Linked DNA regions of Homo sapiens: region 1 is linked to region 2. The links are chromatin contacts, found by Hi-C or POLR2A ChIA-PET in ENCODE. All regions are on one chromosome and are shown on one strand. The core of a region is the stretch at or near the end of the contact, and the rest is flanking DNA. Distances in the headings are between cores, read along the strand shown.

Region 1 (3,276 bases), core at 637-3,136, 390 kb after region 2:
GAATTGGGGACACTGGATGGAAGAGGTGAGGAGAAGGCCTCAGCCAGTTTGTATTATTTTGTTCTCGCATTGTTATAAAGAAATACCTGAGAATGGGTCATTTATAAAGAAAAGAGATTAAATTGGCTCACAGTTCGGCAGGCTGTATGGAAAGCATGGCTGGGGAGGCCTCAGGGAATTTACAATCATGGAGGAAGGTGAAGGGGAAGCAGGCACATCTTACATGGCTGGAACAGGAGCAAGAGAGTTAAGGGGGAGGTACTACACACCTTTAAACAACAAGATCTTGTAATAACTCACACATGATCATGAGAACAGCAAGGGGGAAATCTGTCCCCATGATCCAATCACCTTCCACCAGGCCTTGCCTCCAATATTGAAGATTACAATTTAACATGGGATTTGGGCGGGGACACAAATCCAAACCACATCACAGTTTCATTGGCATATTCTTTAATTAAATAAGTAAAATCAATAATCAAATCACTGTTGTGTATCTTGGGAAGGAAGCCTGAGGAAGGAAGGCATCCTGCACCATGTAGCTTAGTTTCTTTAAAAGGCAATTGTAAGGTCAACATCTACTTAAACTTTACAATTTACTGAGTAATGTCGAATTCAACATGGAGATTAAGATTCCTTTATTAGCATATGGCCACAAAAGCTTTCTGCTAATAAGGGTTTATTAAATGTGACTTATTTGAATTTGTAGCCAGGGCCCTGATCCTAAATTGTAAGCCCGCAAGGAAGGCTCTAGAAAAGACATTCTAATTAAACATGCCACATCAAGAGTGTGTCACAATGTGCCTCCAGGAATACTTGCTTCTAGGGCTTGTGAGGTCCCAGAGATAACAGGGGCTTCTGAGCATGCACTATGCCTTCATCATTGCATATGATTCAGTCTCCAAAAACAATTACATTTTTAGAAGTTATAATCTCCCTTTGGAAAAAAAATATTTTCCAAAACAAGGTACACAGACCTTGAGCACTGATTTATGCCTTTTTCCTTTCAAAAAGGCTAGGGTGGGAAGGTGGGAGTGGGCTGAGGAGAGAGAGTTTAACTTTAGAAATGTACTCAATTCCCAGTTGCCACATTTGTTTCCTTCCCAGCCTGAATTTCTGTGACCAGTCATAAAAGGTACAGTCAACCCATCCTAAGTAACAAATGCTGGAAACATTTATTATACCTAGTTCTTTAAATTATGAAAATGGAAAGTACATAAAATTTTCTACGCAAGTGCTTCTGTGATTTACTTCTCGAGCATCCTGAGCTAAATAGGCACTGAATGGGTTCTACTGCTGAGTTACACACATCAAAATTTAATTAAATCTCTGACCTAACATCCCCCTGGTTTCATTGATTAGGGAAGTCACGGGTGGACCACGTCATTCTCAGGAGGTTTATGCAATTGTGAATTCTGAGGAGTCTCTCTCTCTCTGTATATATTTTTTTGCCTGAGTGTTCTTTTCAGGTCTCATTAGATTATTATGAGTGTTATAGCTGTGCTAATCTTTTTCCAAGAAATGAACTTTTAAAATTGCACATTTTTTAAAGTGACTTCTGGAGTTACCATGGCAGCTTCATTATAATACACAGAGATGAACATTATCACAGCTATGCCTGATCTATCCAGGGTTGTCAGGAAATGAGAATTCTGCATAAAGTGCATTCTCCGGTAGGGTTTGTAAAACTTGCCAGATAAAAAGCAGAGACTTTCGCTTTAACAGTTTTACATGAAAAGCTTTCTATCATGTACTACGTGCTGCTCTGTTTCTTTAAATGCATTCTTGATGACTCAAGGTCTCTGTTATCAACAATTTACTGTGCTGTTGCGTTTTTGGCTCCTTTTTTGGACTCAGAGTGCCAGCTGCTTGTAATGACCAGGGACAGAAAGAATCATTTAAGACCCTATGAGAGTAGTTTTGCCTTCCACCACCTAGCAAGGATAGATTTATACCGATATGCCACCTACATAGTCCAGGTGTCTTGTGTCTTGCTGGGGGCTTGGCACCCGGAAATGGCAGATGGGTACTGAGATGCAATGTGGTTAGTTCCTGGATCATTTTTCTAGAAGCAAAGCTTTAATTTTGTACTGGCTTCTTGACCCTCATAGTCTAAGATATCCACCACTGCTTGCTCCTCTTAGATTTACCATATGCTGATGGACTACTCCTTAACTGCTGTGAATTGAGTTCTTTAAGTAATTCCCTACACAGAAATTTCTATGGTTCTGAACTAGGGGCTAGGACTCAACATTCATTATGACACTTAAGGTAAAGTTTCCATTTAACATTTATAGACTTCAGTTTTCTCTAAAATAGTGTTATTAAGACAAAATATTATACATGTGGAATGTATAGTGCAATCTCTAACTCACGAGAACAATTCAATAAATGAAAACAACTGGTCGGGCACGGTGGCTCATGCCTGTAATCCCAGCACTTTGGGAGGCCAAGGCGGGCAGATCATGAAGTCAAGAGATTGAGACCATCCTGGCCAACATGGTGAAATCCCGTCTCTACTAAAAATACAAAAAAATTAGCCGGGTGTGGTGGTGCACACCTGTAATCCCAGCTACTTGGAAGGCTGAGGCAGGACAATCGCTTGAACCCGGGAGGTGAAGGTTGCGGTGAGCCAAGATCGTACCACTGCAATCCAGCCTGGTGACAGAGAGAGACTCCATCTCAAAAAAAAAGAAAAGAAAATAAAAGAACCATATGTGTAGAACTTGATAAAGGTTGTGGATAAAATGATTAATAAAAAGTTATAGTGTATAGACTATATTAGGATCTTGAAGTTTTATTTTGGTATCAGCATCGAGCTGCCATGAAATGACTATTGACCTGTCCAGGTGGCATCTTTTTTATGCTTGTTGGTGTGTATAAAGTCTGCTAGTAAGAAATTAGTTGATTCCGCCCTATAAACATTTTTAAATAAAATTAGAGATTGCAGGTGTCTAACAGAATGCATTGAGCACAAATTCTGGTGTTGGCTTAGTAAAAAGATTGTGACTTTGACTTCAGAGAGAGGCAAGTTCAGTTCTTGCCCGAACCACAAAAACAGCTTCCTAACCTTGGAGCTTGGCTCTTATAATCTCAGATCCTCTCTTTTCTTATCCCTAAAGTAACGATGATAATACCTCCTTCTAGGATTAGAAAAAAATAATAAAGTTTTATACATAATAAGCACATAATAAAGTTATTGTAATGAATTTAGTTTCTAGAGGTTATTATTATACATTTAAAATAAGAATGTACTTAATGTGGATTCAGATGCCA
Region 2 (3,092 bases), core at 542-3,041:
AAGTAGAAAGGTTAACACACAAGAGGAGTAACAGACTCATTTATTTATTTATTTTTACCTTCAAGGAGTTTAAATACAAACACAGAGAGAAAACTGAAAATAAGCATGATTCTAGAATTTGTATTATTGTTATATATATATTTTTTAAGTAGATAAGCATAAAACTAAGGAATTGCTCAGATGACCAAGTCTGGAGCAAAAACATCTGACACAGGAAAGTGAGAAAATAAAATGGGGGCCTTGAGTAGAAAAATTTCAATGGGTTAATTTCTGCTGGCGTTCAACATGTTATGCCATAGCAAACAAATAAGAATCATGCTGGGTCTCAATTTATCAGATTCCTTTAATTTACTAAGACTGCATATTAAACTAAATTGTTAGCAGCTGGTTGACTACCTCAACCTAACTCAACTCCTGGGAGCAATTACAGAGCTTCTCAAAATCTGTCCCTGTGTGCATCAAATTGATGTTGGAAAGAAAAAGATACCTCTTTCTAAAGTACTTTATTTCAGCCTTTCAAATTCACCTTCTGAAACCTAGGTGACATTCCTTCTAAACACTGTATACGGTATTGCTTAAGACAAGGAAAGTTTTCCCCCAAAACTATTTGTGCTCCCTTCACTCTGGTAGAATTTTTGGTAAGTTCTTTGGCCTATGCCCACCATATACTAGGCCGCCCTTGCTCACAGAAGGCCACAGCAAACCCCTTCTGCAAGCCCACGATGGAATCGTAAATCTTTACAACTTATTGAAGTCTTCCAGATTTTTAAATATGCCCATGATCCAGACTTTTTGCTTGCATGTTTAAATGGTTGCCTGATGGCTTGCAACAAGAAGTAGAAAGGCATTTTTCTTAAAATAAGCAAACAACCATGGCAAATGAGGTCATATTCCCAAGCTTGAATAATAAATATTGCTAAAATCTACAACCTGAAACATATTTTAAGAATTAGACATAGATTTGGGTTTTTTCTTTCTTTTTCAGGAAGGGGTCTCCCTTGCTGCCAATAAAAATTGCTTTGTGTTGTAAAATTTGGGTTCAGCTTGTCTCCTCCTTATATAAGCCCAGTTGAATAGACTGCTGAGGGAAAATCAAAGTTTAAGAGCCTGGCTTTTCCCGTTTGGCAACTTTCATTTCCTGATAATATCGGATAATTAACAAATTGTGTGTTTTAATGCCCTGTCTCTTGAAGCGCATTTGGGAAAAATACTTCTTGTGCCCTCTGAGTAATGGCTTAAATGGAAGAACATGCTCAAAAGAATGCTTTTTCTCAATGCATGAAACACACTCAGCATTTATTATTTTAATTGCTACACATCATGTGTATACTCGTTCGTGTAATTATATACATATTTAAAGGGCAAGAGGAAAAGATTATTTTAGGACTCTATAATTCATTATGAGCAAGGCATTGAAAATTTCTAACTCAAGATGAAAATTCATAAAAATTCTTTGGCAAAAACACCTTAGTATTCTCAATACGGTAACTGACTTTTTTTTTTTTGCGTTATGAAATAACTAGATACTACCGTGCGTTGCTTTTGGATAAAAGGGGAATGCTGTTTCTTAGCCTTTCTGTCTCTTTACTAAATGGATAATTCAGGACTGGGAAATGCAGCTCTAAGTTTGTTGTTTACGAAAAACACATGCTAATGTAACAGCGTATGAGGAATTAAAGAGAAAATGTCAAACGCGCCTTGACATCCAAAATGCATTTAGCTGTTGGCTTTTACTACAGGGCCTTTCACTCTCCAGCCGACCCCCTCCAAGACCAAGTGTTTTTGCGTGTTGGGCTAAAAATAGCCAGCCAAGCCTAACAACTAGCTTCTGATTGGCTCAGAGCAAAGGCCACTCAGCCAATAAGAGCTTCTGGGAACAAAAGCAATTCTTTTGTGTGAGATACTCAACCCACGTCAAAACAGCTTCAGGCTGTAGAAATGATTTTGGTTGAGCTTTAACAAGGTAATAATGCATTTCAGCCCTCTGAAAGGTTTGAAGCGGAACAAAGGGAGTAGTGAAATCTACAAAACAAATGGAGCGCTCAAGGCTTTCATGGGATGAATCATCCGGGTGCCTGAGCTACAAACAGTTGCAAGCTCAGAAAAGAAAAAGCGCTAGGATTTTCTTTCTTTCTTCCTGAGATTTTAACTTATTTTTCAAGCGAAAAACAAAACAAAACAAAAACAAAAAACTAACGAAAAGCCATCAAAGGCGTTGTATCTTGACTATGCCCAAATTTGTTATTATGCTTATTTGATGATGAATAAAAAGCAATTCTTCCACGGTTCCCTTAAATCTCACAAAGAGAAAACAAATGTATGTGTAGTAGATAGTAGGTAGTAAAGCTCCCGAAACTTTGGGCTTTCGTTTTTGGGCACCAAAAGCAGCCCATGTTTTCAGAGTAAAGGCAGGTCTTGATTAATGCTGTGATAGTTCTCAAGGTAAGCAAATTACAGCAGCACTTGATTGGAGAAAAGCATTGAAGTTTTGGAGGTTTTGGCCACTTTCAAGGCATTGTGCCTCTAGGGGTCGCTGTTGGACAGCGGACGAACCTCTTCAGGGCATCCTTCCCCCTTTAATAGTCACTAAAAGAAGAAGCTTAGTAGGCGCCTTTCAGGTAGAACAAAAGGGAGTGGGGAGTCAGTGTTTGAGACCCTTGAGCATGGTTTATGGTCATCACTATGGGACAAAGCATCCCATAACAATGCAGATTACTTTATATGGAAATGAAATGCCATAAAGGACAAAATGTTGCTACAGTAACCACTGAAAATGTTACATAACACATAGGAGCTCATAGGCCATTTCATGGCCTTAAACTGGCTTTATTGTATGGAAAATAATTAAAAGATGATGTGGTGCTTTATAGGCTTCCTTTTTAGGAAACAGAAGGACCCACACTTTAACCTCTCACATAGGAAACCTGTATAGGTTACCAAGTCCTGAAGTTGGCAGAGAAATACAGGTCACAAACAGACTGTTCCCATGTTCTCCTCCCAGAAAACTATGGATTCAATGTAACTTTTTCCCTTGAATATAGCTTTTATGATAAACAATTAGTAAATGAATCCTTAATTAAGCTTTATTCCTG

The links. A loop is a pair of places that touch in the nucleus more often than their neighbours do. ChIA-PET counts read pairs that join two places held with the same protein, here RNA polymerase II (POLR2A). Pooled maps may share reads with other maps.
Region 1: a map of PC-9 shows a loop between it and region 2 (4-fold over the local background). The contact joins two enhancer-like sites. A Hi-C loop is called at or near these places in 3 of 168 maps with a recorded cell type or tissue (IMR-90, MCF 10A and PC-9), 4 of 37 single-sample maps with no recorded cell type and 9 of 50 pooled maps. POLR2A ChIA-PET finds 5 or more read pairs at or near these places in 3 of 52 experiments (A549, MCF 10A and activated T-cell).

Annotation. Positions count from the first base shown.
Region 1 is chr12:91,772,874-91,776,149 of GRCh38, forward strand. No RefSeq gene overlaps it. Among named protein-coding and RNA genes, the nearest start is that of LINC02404, 100 kb to the right of the region's middle. Within about 2 kb of position 1,887, at least 2 of the 41 ENCODE cell types and tissues checked have a DNase peak (open chromatin) inside an H3K27ac peak, as active enhancers do.
Region 2 is chr12:91,379,685-91,382,776 of GRCh38, forward strand. The region is part of intron 4 of LOC105369896 (a long non-coding RNA gene); the gene reads right to left. Among named protein-coding and RNA genes, the nearest start is that of LINC02823, 54 kb to the left of the region's middle. RefSeq lists enhancers at 1,208-2,041, 2,042-2,873. Within about 2 kb of position 1,792, at least 20 of the 41 ENCODE cell types and tissues checked have a DNase peak (open chromatin) inside an H3K27ac peak, as active enhancers do.